Linked DNA regions of Mus musculus: region 2 is linked to region 1. Evidence: chromatin loops called from intact Hi-C (ENCODE). Cell type or tissue: left cerebral cortex. All regions are shown on one strand.

Region 1 (8,000 bases):
GAGGCCCTGTGATCTCCCGGCCTGCTGGGCTGCACACTACATAATGGCTCCTTAGTTATGGGATCCATACTAAGCCCAGATCCTGTTCTACACAGGCAGGCAGGACAGAGAATGCAGGGCTTATTAGACTGAGGCACTGGGAGCGACAAGTCTTGGCTGCTTTTTTTTTTCTGTCCCTGCTGCTGACTGACGACACAGTCTAAGCCAATTAGGGAACATCTGTTTGCCTATGAGGCGAGCTGATGGGATGACTTCTTACAGCAGGGCACTGTGCTCTGCTGAATCCCTCTGAGTGAGCCCTTCTCCCAACAGAGTGACACTTGGGTGGTGTCCCACCATGCCCATTATGTGTTAGATGCTGTTCCAAGCGGAGCAGTGGAAAAAAGGACCGCAATGTCTCGAATGGAGCTTGCGGTCCCCTAGAGGAGTGTATTCGTTGGGTTTCTTTGGCTGTGATACAACACCATGACCAAAAGCAACGTGAGGAGCAAAGGGTCTATTTGACCTTACAGTTGGAGATCATTGTGAAAAGAAAGCAGAGCGGGAACTCAAGGCAGGAACTGCGTTAGAGACAGTGGAGGGGCCTCCAGATATTGGTTTAATCCTCATGGCTTGCTCAGTTTGTTTCTTTCTTTTTTTTTTTTTTCCAAACACAAGACCACCTGCCCAGGGGTAGTGCCATCATAGTGGTGGATACTCTCCTATATCAATCATAAATCAACCCCACCCCCAATGACCTATAGACTCTATAGATTGACCCTACAGACAGGCCAATTTGATAGGGGCATTTTCTTAATTGAAAATGACCCCTCTTCTCAGATGACCGGAGCTTGTGTCAAGTGAACAAAAAGGCAACCCAAGGCAACCCAGGAAAGATAAGGAAATGCGGTGCACAGTGTGTGCAGTGGTGGAAGTGTCTAGCGAGGAGGATGGATGGACTGCATCAGAAAGCTAGGCAGTGTGCTGGGTGGTGTTCATGGAATCATCTATGCACCAAGCCTCTTGGCACACCTGTGACGATTAGCTAGCTTCTGAGACTGTTGTCAATAATGTTGATTGACACGGGCATGCTCAACTGAATCGTGGGTGTGGCCATTCCACAGGAAGGGGACCTTGGATGGGATAAAAAGGGGAAAGTGGGTTGAGTACTAGGCTGCATTCATCGCCATCCCTCTGCTTTCTGAGAGTGGGTTCGATACACCCAAGGCCAGGCAACTTATAAAGAAGAGAGTTTTATTTCATTCACATCAACATAGGGATGGAATGGCAGGGTGAATCTGACCTTTCTCCAGGCTGGAGGACTTGGACAGATTCACATAGGCCAGGCTATCAAGGGTTAACTTTTCAAAAACCTTGGCTGCTCTATTTAAGTAGATCTGAGAGAGTGTGGGGAACAGGGAAGAGTGTCTGTTCTCAGGTTATTTACCTAAAAACAAGGACTCTGTGGGTTTGGGAAGTGGTTTTTAAAGACTATGAGAAGTGCTTCATTCTGGAGATAGAAATGTTTGAGACAAGTGGGACCGAGGTGCCAGGACAGAGAGAACTTCGGGCGCCTTGTAAGCAAAGCAGTTTGATACAGTGGAAAGGGGTGGATAACCTTTTCCAGGCTTGAATTTCACTAGGCGGCACTTGCTACATCCTGACCTCACTCCACCCTCAAAGGAAACTTGTGGAATTACTCTTCCTGTTCAGGGAGGGGCTTAGATCAGCGGCTGGAGAGACAGGTGGGGAGATTAGAGACAAAATAGTCTTTCCTCCTTTGCAGGGTTGCGAGGATTAACTGAGTTAATTCATGTGCAATGCTTAGAACAGCTCCTGGTGTGTATCAAGCACATATGTGTTTTCTATCCCTTTCATTAGCTTCAGAGACTGTGGTCCCCTGCTGTTTTGAAACCATTTCCCTTCAGAGCCCTGGCCAAGTGTGGAGGAGCTTGTGGCTAAGGCTCCAAGAGGAGGAAATGTTCCCGTTTCTCATTTCTCTGCAGCAAACACTCGGAAAGGCTCTTCAGCCCTCTCTTTAGCAACTCAGTCGTCTTTTCCTAACCCCAGTGCTTACGATCTTGGAGCTGATAAGAATTTTTTTTTTTATTATTAAAAGAAGTGGGGGAGGGCATGGACTGTGCATTCCTAGGGAAAACGCTTCCAATAAGGCAGCCCACCCCACAGTGTTCTGATAAGCTTCGTGTGAGCCCGCGAGATGACCTCACTGCTACCGATGCCAGGGCTCAAGTCAGTGACTGGAAAGAATTAAACAGACGCTGAAAATTATATCCTGTGTCAGTCTTCATATAGTCTGTGTTTACAAGCCTACAGCAAAAGGGGGTGGGGCTTGTTGTTAATGGCTGGCTTTAATTCTAGCCTTGCTCATTGGGTTCCACCATTTCTTCTGTTCCCCTACCGGTGTCCTGCTGGCCCAGCAAGTCTTGCTCTGGTGGCTTTGGTCCTCTCTGGAGGACCTGGGTGGGCCAGGTTGGTGGCTGGAGGAGAAAAGGGATTTAGGTGTGCCAGGGAGCAGGTGATGCAGAAGAGATGGTGGAGTGTCCTGGTAAATGGAGTATTTAAATGTTAAGGGGTGGGTAGAAAATGTACCAAGATATTTCGAGGGCTAAGTTTATTCTGGAAGTGAAATGCGTAGATTGAGGCGATGAATCAGAACAAGAGCCACTTAGGATTGTCAAAGCCACCGGGTTGCCCAGGTGATGCGCACACGTTCTGTGGACGAGCTGTTATTAGCAGTCAACATTTATACAGCCCTTCACCTCCTCACATACAGGTCCTCAGAGCCCTGGAACATTGGCAACAGCTAGGAAACAGAGACCCAAGAAGGATTTACTCATGGCCAGAAGCAGTTTGTTGCAGAGCTGAGAGGATCCAGGTCCACTTGTATGGTATGATTAGCTGCAGGGGACTTGTACCTGTACCTTGCCTGCTTATTTAGCTTCGTCTGACCCAGTGATTAGGTGGCTGGCCAGCTGTGCCTTTTAGTGGAGGAATGAAGGGAGAGTGGGGGAGAGCTCCACACTGACCAGGAAAGAGGTTTCCCAGGATCGTCAATGTGGATCAGGAATGACTCCAAGGGACCTGTGGGGTGAAGGGCTTGTGATACTTTAGAAGACAGCAGCAGAGAGGAGGAGTTTAGGTCATTGGGGTTCCCTTGAATGGGGTGTGGGGTCCTAATGAGTTTGTTTTTTTCTTTTGTTCAATGAGGTCAGAGGAAAAGGAAAAGGGACCAAATGGGTCATGTCCTAGAACATAAAAAACTGTGAGCCCAAAGGAACCTTTCCTTTTTTATAAGTCTATAATCTCAGGCATTTTGTTGCAGCAACAGGAGACTGAAAGACAGAGTCTAAAGTCCCTTTCTGAACCTCATTCTCATAAACCCTTTATTTACTCACCTGCTTAGCTCTTGTGAATGTCACTGCAGACCAAGAGTGTTTCCTTTTTCTGACAACTACCACCCTATGTGTCATTGGTGACTAAGGTTGATGTGGTGGGTTTTTTTAAAAAGAATTATTTATTTTATGTATATGAGTACACTGTAGCTGTCTTCAGACACACCAGAAAATGGCATCGGACCCCATTACAGATGGTTATAAGCCACTGTATGGTTGCTGGGAATTGAACTCAGGACCTTTGGAAGAGCAGTCAGTGCTCTTAACCACTGAGCCATCTCTCCAGCTTCAGTGCTTAAGGCTTTTGTTTACTCTTTAAGGTATCTGTTTACTATTTGTTTCCCCCACTGTTCTCTCTCTGCTACCACTGCTGTCTACTACCTCAGTTCCTCATCAGCCTTTTCTGCCCTTGCCCATCCCTCTCTATGTGTCTGGCCAACTTACAAATAGAATTCTGTGGAGGAAATCTGGTGTCTCCCAGGATTGACCAGAGTCAAAGTCTGTGATAGACCCAAGAGTCTTGGCCAAAACATTCATGGTTTTTCTTGTGCCTGGATCGGGACAAGATCTGTAGGTGAGGCTACTCCAGTGAGGTATAGGCCCAAAGCCCTTGGGTTCAGCCCACAGCATCTATTGTACATGCATATAAACAAAAAGCTGAAATGATAGCAGTTCGAATGACCAAGCCGACAATCTTATCAAAGCCAGGTGAGGTGGTCCATACATCCAGTTCAGTTCTGGGCCCCAGCACTTGGGAGGTGAGGTAGGAAGATATCTGTTGAGTTGAAGGCCAGCCTGGGCCACAGAGTGAGAGCCTGTCCCCCAAACCCAGAACAAAGACAAAACAGAATGAGCCCATATGACATCCGTTATTCTAGTGTGGGCTGAAGTATTGTGGAGGCTCTGTGAGAAGGACAGGAAGATACAAGGCATCCTTCTTATCTTCCCAGTAGAGAGCCCACCCACTCTTCCTCCTCCATGTCTTAAATTTAGCGTAAGAACACCCTTGGCTAAACCAAAATGGGCAAAGGCACATGTCCATTTGACTAGACTCCTGCTATAGACGTCAGCATTCATTTCCTGCAGTGGGGCGCTCAGCTTTCAAGGACCTTTGTCTTTGCAGCTTCCTCTGTTACCTTTATCTTGTGGTCCAAAAAGACAGAACAACACTCCACTGGTTGCCCATGCTCCAGGCTTTGCCATGGTGGAAACCTTCCCATATTGAAGCATGGATCCCTAAGGGCCGTCTCTCCATCCTGTCTACCCTATCCACCCTATCTGGGAGCTGAGTGAGCTCCTGTTATCCAGATGCTCAGCTCTTAGAACAACAGGCTGCTGTGGGGTTGGCTGTGATTGGTGGGGCCTTTCTCGTGGTCTGAGTACTTCTTCTGACACATCTGAGAATGTCTAGGTGCAAGAGTCACAGGTGCGTTCCCTGGAGACAAAATGTACCTTGGGGTCCCCACCCTGGCATCCATTTTCTCTTCATTATTCTGGCTAGAGAGGAAACTCTTCAAAGGTACAGTATTTAATTCAAGCATTGAAAAAAAACAACAAAAACAAACAGATAAAAACCTATAGAGATAGGAGATGGCTCAAAGCGTAGGGGCACTTGTATGCAATCATGGTACCTCAAGTCCAGACTCAGTGTTCCCAGGGGCCAAGGCCAAGGCTACCTTCATGGCAGAACATTTGGAAGGTTTGTTTCTATGTGGAAAATATCACTGAGCTGTAGCCCGGGGAAGTGGCTGCCCTCTCTTGAGGAGTGGTAGGGTTGGAGAGTTAGAGGTAGTTTGAGCTGGGGTGCTGACCTTGGTACATGCACACCTGGAGTTGGGGTGTGGCAGTGCTCTCTTCAGCTGTGCAGGCCTCAGTTCCCTCATCTGGAAATGCTGAAGAACAGACATTCCCCAAGCTCATCTCTAATGCTAGCATCTACGTCTCCCATGCTTCTGAAATGCCAGACTGCAGTTCTGTGGTTTCTCAGGTGCTTTCTCCATCATCAGTCATTACAATAGGCTGTGCCTGAGGTCCCCTCAGGACAGATGCCTCAGTGCCTTTGGGTTTATTGGGTAATAAAGGAGAGCAGGAGCAGCAGCTACCTGGACATCACTGGCTACCTGCTGCTGTCTCCCACCCAACTGGTGAGGGAGGGTTAGATGCCTACGAGTCCCCAGTCTCAGACCATCAGAGAGTAAGGCAGTACCAGAGGGCCGTTTGATTGATTGACAGTAAGAAAAGGAACAAAATAAGAAAAACAAGAACAGAAACACATCTCTAGAAACCATTTCCGAAATATCCTGTTTCAATGATGTAAGTTTATTTGGTTATATGCATAGTACCATCGGATCTAAAAGTGCTGTCGAAGGTCATTGATTTTCTTCCAAGCAGAAACGTAAACAGAAAAAAAGCCTGTTGTTAGTGCTAAACAGCCCAGGGCAGCCATTTTTTGCCTCACAGAAGGTAGTTCAGCTTTAAAAATCGATCCATTCAAACCACACTTAGAAACCTTCATCCTTGTCACCTTGGGAAAAAAGTAGAAGAAAAAAAATCATTATTTATATCGCCTATTTAATGCCCACCGGTGAATCAGACCACAGGCTTGCTGGCAGGAGCAAACCTAGTGATGCTTGCTGCTTCCAACTCTGCCCTTCCTCCCCCAGCCTGACAAATACTGGTACCCGAAGGGCTCTGTCCCAGCAGGGGTGATGAACAGAGTCTGTCTCCTCCCACTTCTGTGGACTTTTCCTTGTGCCTAGATGAGAAAATTCCTCCTTGTAGAGAGAAGAAATCTGACCCCTATCTAAGTCATGGAAGACAGCTCTCTGAAATGACACCCTGAAACATCTCAGGCCCCTGAGGTTACCATAACCTTACCTGTTCTCATGGGCATATCCAGCTAGACACAGAGCTGGGCAGCACGGCCTCTGAGCCGTTCCCAGAACTATGTCTGAATCCCTGTGAGTGTGTTAGCTGAAACCTCTGGACTCTTATCAAGATCCTGGCATTAGTGTTGCCTCTGACCGTTCTAGCAACTCCCCAACTCTTCAACCTGTGTGGCCCCTTGTGCAATCACGAGAGGTAACATTTTGGAAGAGCATGGTTCTAGGGATGCTACACAGGAACCTGTGCAGGCACAATATGGGGGTGTGGCCATTTAGCTGTGTGTCCTCCGCAGAGATACCTTTTCTGTTTCTTAATCCCAGATCTACAAAATGCAGAAAACGCTGGTTGCAACCTATTCTAGGGAGTTCTAGCTTTAACTCAGTAGTAGGACACTTATCTCAAGTACTTCTTTAGAGGTTCTGGCAGGAGAACTCAGATCTTCACGTGCCCTAGACCAAAGAGTTGTCCCCTCCTATTAGGAAAGGTTGTCTTCTTCAGTTGAGTTCGGCTTGCAAGAGCCATGCATGAGCACCGAGGAAGGGGAAACCTTAGCCCCGCAGATGATCTACGTCAATCCTAGTTATCCAAGTGGTGACAGGTATCACAGCTGGACAGGCCTCTTCTCCTGGAGAACTTGCTGGCACACAAGGTGCTGAGTTCTGTTCACCAGTACAGCAAGAAACGAAAAAACAAAACCAAACCCTCTTGGGAGTTTTCCATGATTAGGTGCTATAGCACTTCCTAAAGACCCCTTCTAAGAAGCTGGCCGATAAGTAGTCCAGTCCTTTCCAATATCCTCGTCCTCCCCATCTCCTGAACTTGCCAAATAAAATAATTTTAAAACAAAATACCTAACCTTCCACTCTGAGATACGGTTCCAAGCTGTAACTGTAACTATTAGTACACTGGAGGCAGGTTTTGAGCTACAGAGCAGAACACTGATTAATTAATTAATTAATTAATTAATTAATTCACTCACTCATTCATTCATCCATTCACCTAATCTTTCTGTAGATCGCAGCTCTACAAGACTTGCTAGACAAACAGAAGCAAAGGACAAGGCATTGACATCCTCATCTCAGGATGTGGTGCCAGAAAGAAGCGGGGCCCATGGCCTCTTGGGAGATGAAGAACAACCTCTCTCCTCCCCTGAGGCAGAGGGGACTCAGGGAAGGTGTCAGGGCTCAGGCTTCAGTCCCCGGGCTGGGACTGCCCTGTAATGAATTGACTTTGTGCCAGGAGCCCCCAGCCTGGAGAGAGGGTATTGATGAGGGCACAGAGTAGGACTCTGGTGATGGCTTTAAAATCTGAGGGTCCCAGGACGTCCTAGTTCTCGAACTGTACCGAAATGCTGATGATAACTTCTAAAAAGTCCTAAAAACTTTCTTGCTCTTTCTGAGGGTGAAAGACTGCTGGCTTAGGTGATTAACACCTGTAGCCTAACAGAGGAGGACACTTGGAAAATGATTATAGCATTTATTATGAAGTTGTGAAAAGTTTCCTATGAAAGCGATCTAAGGGGAAAAGCAGAAAGATCCTAAGTGAGGAAACGGAAAAATTTGTCTAAGTGGAGAAAGGGAAACCATTTCTACTCTAAGAGGGGAAAGGCAAAAAATTCTTCTCTCTCTCCTTCTCTGTCCTCTGTACATATACATCTTTCAGAATACATGATCACATGTTATAACCAAGTTCACAAGTTCACACAAAAAATCAAATCATAAA
Region 2 (8,000 bases), 68 kb before region 1:
GGCTCCTCCCTGGCCTTTATCCTGACCCTGGGTATATGCTATGTGTGTCTCTCCAGACCCCCAGGAAGAAGCTGCCATGAAGAACATGGTGACTACAAATGCCAGCCATGAAATAAATACTCTTTACAAATGATCAAATCAGTTAAGCCTTACCAAGCCTTTCCATGGAACTGCCATAAGTACTTATTAAACAACATATGGGTGCATATCCAAAGAAGGAGAAGAAGAAGAGGAAGAAGAAGGAGGAGGAAGAAGAGGAGGAGGGGGAGGAGGAGGAGGAGGAGGAGGAAGGAGAAGAAGAAGAAGAAGAAGAAGAAGAAGAAGAAGAAGAAGAAGAAGAAGAAGAAGAAGAAGAAGAAGAAGAAGAAAGAGAGGAGGAGAAGGAAAAGGATAAGGATAAGGATAAAGAGATGGAGATGGAGATGGAGAAGGAGGAGAAGGAGAAGGAGAAGGAGAAGGAGAAGGAGAAGGAGAAGGAGAAGGAGAAGGAGAAGGAGAAGGAGAAGGAGAAGGAGAAGGAGAAGGAGAAGGAAAAAAGACCCTAGAAGTTGCTATGGTATTTGCTAAGGCTGACCTCCTGGCTCAGGTCCGACATACCTGGACAGCAGAGCCACCACAGACCCCCAGAAGCCACCCTGCTCTGGCTACTTAGTATCCTCAGTGTCCAACCTGGGGGGACATGTGAGATGCTTCTCTGCCCCCACATAGCACAGGCCTACACTCACTCTCTAGGGAAGGATACTCACTGTGGAAAGACAGCTTCCACATAGGGACGGGGTGGGGGGGACACTCACTGTGGAGAGGCAGCTCTTCTGCTCCCGGATGATGGCCCCAAAGCCCAGGAAGCCAGTTGTCATGACAAGACCACCAACGAAAATGAGGATGTAGGCAGAGGCAGCGAACGTGCTGGAGGCCAAGATGCTGAGGTAACCGCTCTTCTCCACCAGTGTCCAGATACCCACGGCCATGACGGCTGCCCCACCTACCTGCAGAGATACAAGACCAATCAGGTGGCGCCTGAGGCTTTGCCAACTGCCATCTGTCTAGTGCCCACTGGGCAACAGAACCTTTTCAGGCTCCCTGCCAATTAGTTTTCAAGGGGGGGGGGATTTCAGTTTATACAATTACAATTTATAAACGAGCAAATGAAGGTTTCAGGTACTCGGTGGACTTGCCAGCACCCCCACCTCACCCTGTGCCTCTGCCCCCTCACAGATGCAGAGGGATTTCCAGTCTAAGTTTGAGCCCAAATCTATACTTCTTACTGACCAGGGATGAAGACCCTTTGCCTTCCCCATGCCGTTCTGGGCTCTCTTTCTCAGCATGTTCCCAGGACTCTCCCAAAATTTCCCAGAGGGCCTTTCATGCTGGCCCATGTGCACATTTGGGCAGCAGTTGAAGAAACAGGCCCACTGAGAAAAAGTGCCCTGCCTGAGGTCTTGCTCTAGGAGGGACAGACACAGAAGTGATGTGGAGCTAGGGCGTGTCCACAGTGCCTGCTCCTTGGAAAGGCTCTATGTTCCTCACACTCCTGTAGAGGATGGGGAGGGACTTACCCGTCATATTCCAGTTTGGTCTTGAGAAGGGTCTGGGATGGGACCCTGGCTCACTCACTGCCGAGGAAGAGGGCCATGGAGCACAGCTAGGAGTTCAGCCTCCAGGGATCATGAGGCCAAAGAATCACTTTGGTAGGGTGATGCTTTGAAGAATACATTTATGCACCATGCGGGTACTACAGGTGCCACACATGGAGTAGGAGAGCTATTTGCTCAGGACTTGGGGACTTCTGAGAAGCTCTGCCATCTGATCCTGGGAAGGTCAACTTCCTCTTGCCCCTGGTTTTCAGATCCCTATTGAAGAATGGGCCCTTTCCTCCAGATGAATAATGGAGGGTTCCTTAGAGGTCTTAGTGTGGTCACGGCTACAGGGCTCTGCTCCTCCCCCACTCCACTTCTGCCCACACCTGGGGAGCTCATTCCTATAAAAGGTTCCCCATCTGGACCACAGTGACTCCATGGTCATTTTCCCATTCTCCGTTCGGCACAGTGACAGACCTCAGGAGAGCAGAGCTTGGGGGTTCTTAGGAATTAGTCCACCCCAGGCACTTACATCATGTGACTCACACGTACTCTGCCAGTTTCTTGCCTATTACAATCACCCGGGGAGGACGGGGCAGGGCATATTATCCTGAGTGGCAGATGAAGAAGGAAACGGGCTTGTAGGGAATAGCAGTATGCCTGGGATGACACCGTTAGTTTCAGAACTGAGATTCATGGCCAGGTCTTTTGAGGACAGAGGCAGGACTGTGCTTGGATCCGACAAAGTGGGTGTGCCTGATCCTCCACGTCTGCTGTTCAAATGGACGATTCCTTTCAAGCACTCTTTTATCTCCATTGGCAGCTCCAAGGGAAGTCAGCGTAAGGGCACCACACAGGACCACGGCTGTGCTGCTAAATGGAACTGGAGAGGCTAACCTTCTCACTACCACTTGAGGCACAGTCCCCCCTTCCACTGTAACCTCTCTAACCTCAGGGTGTACTTTTTGATGAATAGCATCTTATGCTATACATGCCAGCACCTTCTCTTAGCGGTACTAATGACAGCAATGATGTAGCCTACAAATCACGCTTCGAGTCAGGAATCCCAGGACACAGTTCAGAGACCCCATGGGTAAGGGGTATCTGTGCCCCTCACAATTCCTGTGAACGTTCTGAGTCTGGGTGGGTAGAGCTACAACACATGCGAATGACTAGTGGCTATCCTTGTTGGTCAGCTTCCATGACCACTGGGAACTGGGAGTAAAACATCTCCCCATTATTCCCTTATATAACTGTATTGCCTGGAAAGGCTTGAGTGAGGGTCTCAACTCTGAACAATTCCTGTGGGAGATGGAGACAGTCCTTTCATGTCTTTGACTCCTCAGTTCTTCATCTTTTAAGTTGAGAGAGCCCCACTAGATTGGTGGCTCTAATCTAATCTAATCTCCTAAAGACCTCTTCAGCTACTTTCTTGCAAGGACTTATCTGGATGTGTGCTTTGTACATGGTGTACCGACAAACTTCAGTCCAAGATACACAGTACATTAACTAAGAAATAATCTCTCTCTCTTCCTCTCTCTCTCACTCTCCTTCAAAACAAATTAACTAAAAGCACAGGATACTGCCAAGCAGAAATTCTGAACATCATAAGATAGTTAATGGGTACAATCTGTATCAAAAGGGGCATACATTTTTTTTTAACTAGGTAGGCTAATGCTGAGCCCCACCCATCCCCAAACCAATAACATGAGCACCCACATCTAGGACTCTCAGAGGAATAAGCTCAGACTGGCTTGTGGACAGGTAATCTGCTGGGGTACATGGAGCAACTCGGAATCGAATAAAAAAGAATCATTTAACACATAAAATAATGCATTTGGGATCAAGGGCTGAAGTCTGCCTGCATGCATGTGTCCAGATAAGTCTCCAAGTTTTCTCCACGTCCTCAGAGTCGTGGCAGCATAATAACGAGAGGAGCTATGAAAAAACCAGAAGCCCGCACTAATCAGCACCCCTGGGAGTAAGACACAGGCAGGGGCTTTTTAGAAAGTTCCCAGGTGCCCCTTTGAGAATCACAGCACAGGTCCAAGCGTCCTACCCTCTCTTCCCAGTAGATGGCGCTGTGAAGTCCCATAGAACACAACTGGCTTAGTGCCGCTTCTCAAAGCCCTGCCTCCTTCCTTAAGGGCAGCTGCCAGGGTGACTAAGGTTCAGAGCTTGAGCAGTGCTTTACCCCGTACTTGTAGATCTTACAAAATATCAGATCTGGTAGGGAAGCTGTCTCCAGCCACAACACAGGATCTGGGAGCGTCTGGAGGGCCATCCTGCCTAATCAAGGTCTAGAAGACAAGCTTAGGCTGGGTCTGATAATCCATAGAAAGCAAGAGAATGGCATGAATCAATTGTTCTGGGACCCCAGGGTCCCTCTTCCCAGAGAGTTCCAACTAGAGGAGAAGGTAGCTAAAAGGTACTGTAACTAGCCATGAGGAGCAGGAGGGTCTTAACTCCTTCAGGGACTTTGGTTTGTTGTATTGGACTTGGTCACCTCCACCTCTAAACAATAAGTAAAAATGTTCATTATTGGGATGGGTCACCAGGTGTCACAGGAGGTAGAAGCCAGAAAGACTGGGCCAAGTCTTTTGGGTTGTATGATTAACTGGGTGTGGGGTGGGACAAATTTTTTAAGTCCCAGTGTCTTTATCTGCAGATTAAGCCACTGGGCAGGGACTGTGGAGTAGAGCACTGAGCCCAGATCTGGTTTCCCCAGTCATTTGCATCAGCTTGGTTCTGTAGCATCAGCTCTTCATAGGACAGAGATGGCTTTCTGTTAAATAGTAGCTGAATTTTTCAGCTATGACCTGTTGCTAGTGCACCAGAAAACACTATGTGTGTGCATGTGCCTGTGTGTGTGTGTGGTGTGTGTGTGTGTGGGTGTGTGTGTGTGCAATCCAGGACACCTAACCTATCGTGAGCAGCCATCCTTGCCTAAGGCCTGAGGGGACTCAGGTGCAGACCTGGAGGGAAGCAGGCAGAGGGTGTGAGAGCAATTATGGAATTTTTTCTTTTTTTTTTTTTGCTCAGGATTTCACAGGTAGGGTTTCTCTGCTGGAGACACAGGGAGCTATGGGATCTCTAAGAAGGCAGGGTTCTCTGCTCCCTGTAATGGACTGCCTGCAGCTTTGAAAGGCAGGAAACACACAGGGTGGAGGGCCATGTGTCGGGAGTGGTGGGGCAGAACAGGGTTGCTTGCTATGTGCTCTGTGGCATTCTGGAAAGGTTTGGGGTTAGGTGGAAAGGCTGACTCACTCAGGACCACGCTCCTCATTCATGAGTTGTCCTTGGGCAGCTTCCTCAATGCCACCACCACCCGTGTACCCATCAGCCTTTGCAAGAGCACCGATGTCTCTCTGTGATGTCTGCATGGTGATTCCTCCTGCTGTTAGACTCACGTCACTATCCTCACTGTAAGGTCCACCCTGGCTCCGGTCCCATATCATCCTTGAGCTCCTTCTACCCAGAGGTGGGCTGGTCCCCTTACTGAACTGCACACCACCCCCATACAGAGCCCAGACTCTCCTGCAATTGCACCCCCCCCCTTTAAATATTTCCCTCACTTGGGTAGGTTTCCCTCTCTCATACCCTGGCTCTGACAGCCTCTTAGGAAGTGTTCACTCTTTATTTTCTATTCTATTCTATTATTCTTAATCTTTCTGTGTGTGGTGTGATACGTGTGTGTGTGTGTGTGTGTGTGTGTGTGTGTGTGCCTATTTGCGAGTGTGGTTCCTCAGTGTGAGGCTAGAGGCAAGAGGCCAACCTTGGGTCAGACATTGGTCTTCTCCCACTTTGCTGATACAGGCAGGGTCTCTGGTTTGCCACTGCCTACACCAGGCTAACTGGCCCTCTGGCTCAGGGGGTTCTCCGGTCTCTGTCTCCTGCTCTTGATGTAGGAGTAATGGGACTGCAGACCATGCTTTGCTGTGATTGGCTTTTCGTGGGTTCTTGGGATCTGAACTCAGGTCCTTACGCTTGCATGGCAAGTGCACTGCCAACTCCTGATCCATGTTCTAAGCCCATGGCTACTGCTCTTGAACTCATGGCCAATGCTCCTGAAGTAAGGCTGTGCCAGTGAACAAGACTGTGGACTTGGTCAAGGTGTTAGGGGCTGGATGCCTGGTAAGACATATACGATTAGGTGACATATTTGACAGCATGTATCTGGACACACGGTACCACCACTCATCAGGCACCCGTTTCTCACCCCCCCCTCCTTCCCGTCCTTCTTATGCTAATTATTCCAGTTAACTTCTTCTAAGCCTGTTACAAGTGTGCACCTATTTCCAGTTCTGCAGGAGAGCTCTGTCCTCTTTTTTTTCTGATAATGCTCTGCCTACCTACTCCTGGCATGCAGGAGCTTAGGTGAGGAGCTGTGACCACATCAGCCTCTGCCTGCCAGACTCCTGGGGCAACAGTGAATGTTTCTTGCCCCTGTTTGCTGGCTATTTTTCTTGTAGAGGGGTTAGGACCAGGCAGAGGAGACAAATTGGGTTAGTCTCCTTGGATACTTGGAGATCTTTCTCTTTGGGAAGCATGCCTCTTAATCTTCATTTACCCTGGCACACTGTGGAGAGTGCTGGACTACAGGTAATGTTCTTAGGGGAGGAAGAAAAGAATCATGGAAGGAGGGGAGAAAGTAAGGTGGGGAGGAAAAGACGGAAGAAGAAAGAAAGAGAAAAAGAAAATTTCATAGTTTAGAGGGAGGAGTTAGGGTCCAGGCTGAAGTGACATTTATTATGGTCACACAGTTGGCTACTGACAGAGTGACGTAGAGATCCAGGAATCATGCATTCCTGTTCCATTTGATACGGTTGCATTGTGAGATGTGAACAAGTCTCCCCAAACAGGATCCTGATGCCAGACCCAAGGGGCAATTCCACCCAAGACCCAAACAGCTACATCACTGAGGCGTCCTGCCTGGAGTAGAGGAGATGGCTTTCTCACCCTCTGAGGCCCTGTGGGACTGGGCAGCTGTAAATGGCTGGATCTCAAGAGAGACTAAAGAGGGGGCGTTCTCCGACCTCCCCTGCGGGTGGTGCTCAAGTCTTCCACAGTTCTGCTCCCAGTCTCAGCCTGAGTCCCTGTCTGTCTCTGTGTCTCTCTCTGTCTGCCTCTGTCTGTCTGTCTGTCTGTCTGTCTCTCTGTGTCTCTCTCTGTCTTTCTCTGTCTCTCTGTCTCTCTCTGTTTCTCTCTGTCTCTGTCTCTGTCTCTGTCTCTGTCTCTCTCTCTCTCTCTCTCTCTCTCTCTCTCTCTCTGTGTGTGTGTGTGTGTGTGTGTGTGTGTGTGAAGGTATACAAGCCCACAAGCCCACACATACTCAGAGACCACAGGAGGACAGCGATGCTCTACTCCTCCTTTGGTCCCACAAGATAGGATCTCTCATCGAACCTGGAGCTAGCCTGCAGCCAGCAAGCTCAGTAATCCTCTTGTTTCCACCCTGCCTCCCCGGCTGGTTTTGCACGTAAGTGTTATGGATTTAAACTCAGGACCTCCTGCTTTGCACGGCAAGTGCTCTGACTCACTTGGACATCTTCTCAGTTGCCTATGTTTCTCTAAGTGGGGTCTCCAATTGTAGCATCAAATTCTGGGTGTCCCCTCAAGGCAGGGCAGGCTGTGCGCTGAGGTAGCATTCCCAGGCTTCTCCCACACCCTGGCAGAGCTTCTGGGAGGTTGGGGATGTTTTGATTATTGACACAGCCAAGCAGCTAATTAAAATAATAAATTAGTGAGCAGAGGGATGATGGGAGCTGTGTTAGGAAGAGGGGGAGGGAAAGTGTCTCTTTGGCAGCCACACAGAGAAGCGGGGCATGTTTGCTTTTCAGGGTCACCCAGGAGATATGTCAATGGTGGCATCTGTGATCCCTGGCCAGAACTAATCCAAATGTCACTGGGGGACCTGGTGACATGGGCTGGGGTAGGTAGCTTCTGAGGCCTGCCCAGCGAGAATAGAGTGAGGTCTGCTCTGCTTTTCTCAGATGAGGGAATGTGACCCACTCAGGACTGTGACCTGCATGTAATGATGGCAGTGCTATTGACAAAACAGAAAGGTCTCAGAGGGTGTCATGTCCCATGCAGGCAAGGTTAGCTTCAGAAGCAATGTTTCCTGTGAACAGTCCTTGTTTTCTATGCAAGTCATGATGCCAGAAGCTGTAAGTGCCCTGGTAGGAATGGAGGAAGCTGCTGAAGAGATGATGATCACCCTGCATTATATATATTTCATATATGCATTTCACACACACACACAATATACATACATACATACATACATATATATATGAAAGTGAATTGCCTAGCAGCTGGATTGTTGTGGGGGTTTGATAAGAATGTCTCCCACAGGCTCATCTGTTTCAATACTTGCTCCTCAGTTGGTGGAACTATTTGGGAAGGATTAGGAGGTGTGGCCTTGTT

The links. A loop is a pair of places that touch in the nucleus more often than their neighbours do. Peaks named below come from ENCODE experiments on the same cell type or tissue, not always from the same donor. Only the 100,000 strongest peaks of a DNase experiment are listed, where the experiment ranks them.
Region 2: it touches region 1 in a loop (2.2-fold over the local background); 3 of 42 quality-filtered maps call a loop at or near these places.

What each region holds. Positions count from the first base shown.
Region 1 is chr6:127,848,123-127,856,122 of GRCm38, reverse strand. It overlaps Gm46976 (a long non-coding RNA gene), which reads right to left and starts at 5,455. Exons shown (of 2, transcript XR_001785372.1): 1 at 5,204-5,455. In left cerebral cortex, no CTCF peak of the experiment used is centred here; DNase peaks (open chromatin) are centred at 1,577, 1,965, 2,642, 4,379 and 1 more place; H3K27ac peaks cover 1,593 bases.
Region 2 is chr6:127,916,538-127,924,537 of GRCm38, reverse strand. Tspan11 (tetraspanin 11) reads right to left here. Exons shown (of 8, transcript NM_026743.3): 3 at 795-986. Among named protein-coding and RNA genes, the nearest start is that of Gm38903, 8.1 kb to the left of the region's middle. In left cerebral cortex, CTCF peaks have their summits at 3,643 (motif pointing right) and 6,607; DNase peaks (open chromatin) are centred at 2,267, 3,656 and 6,618; H3K27ac peaks cover 151 bases.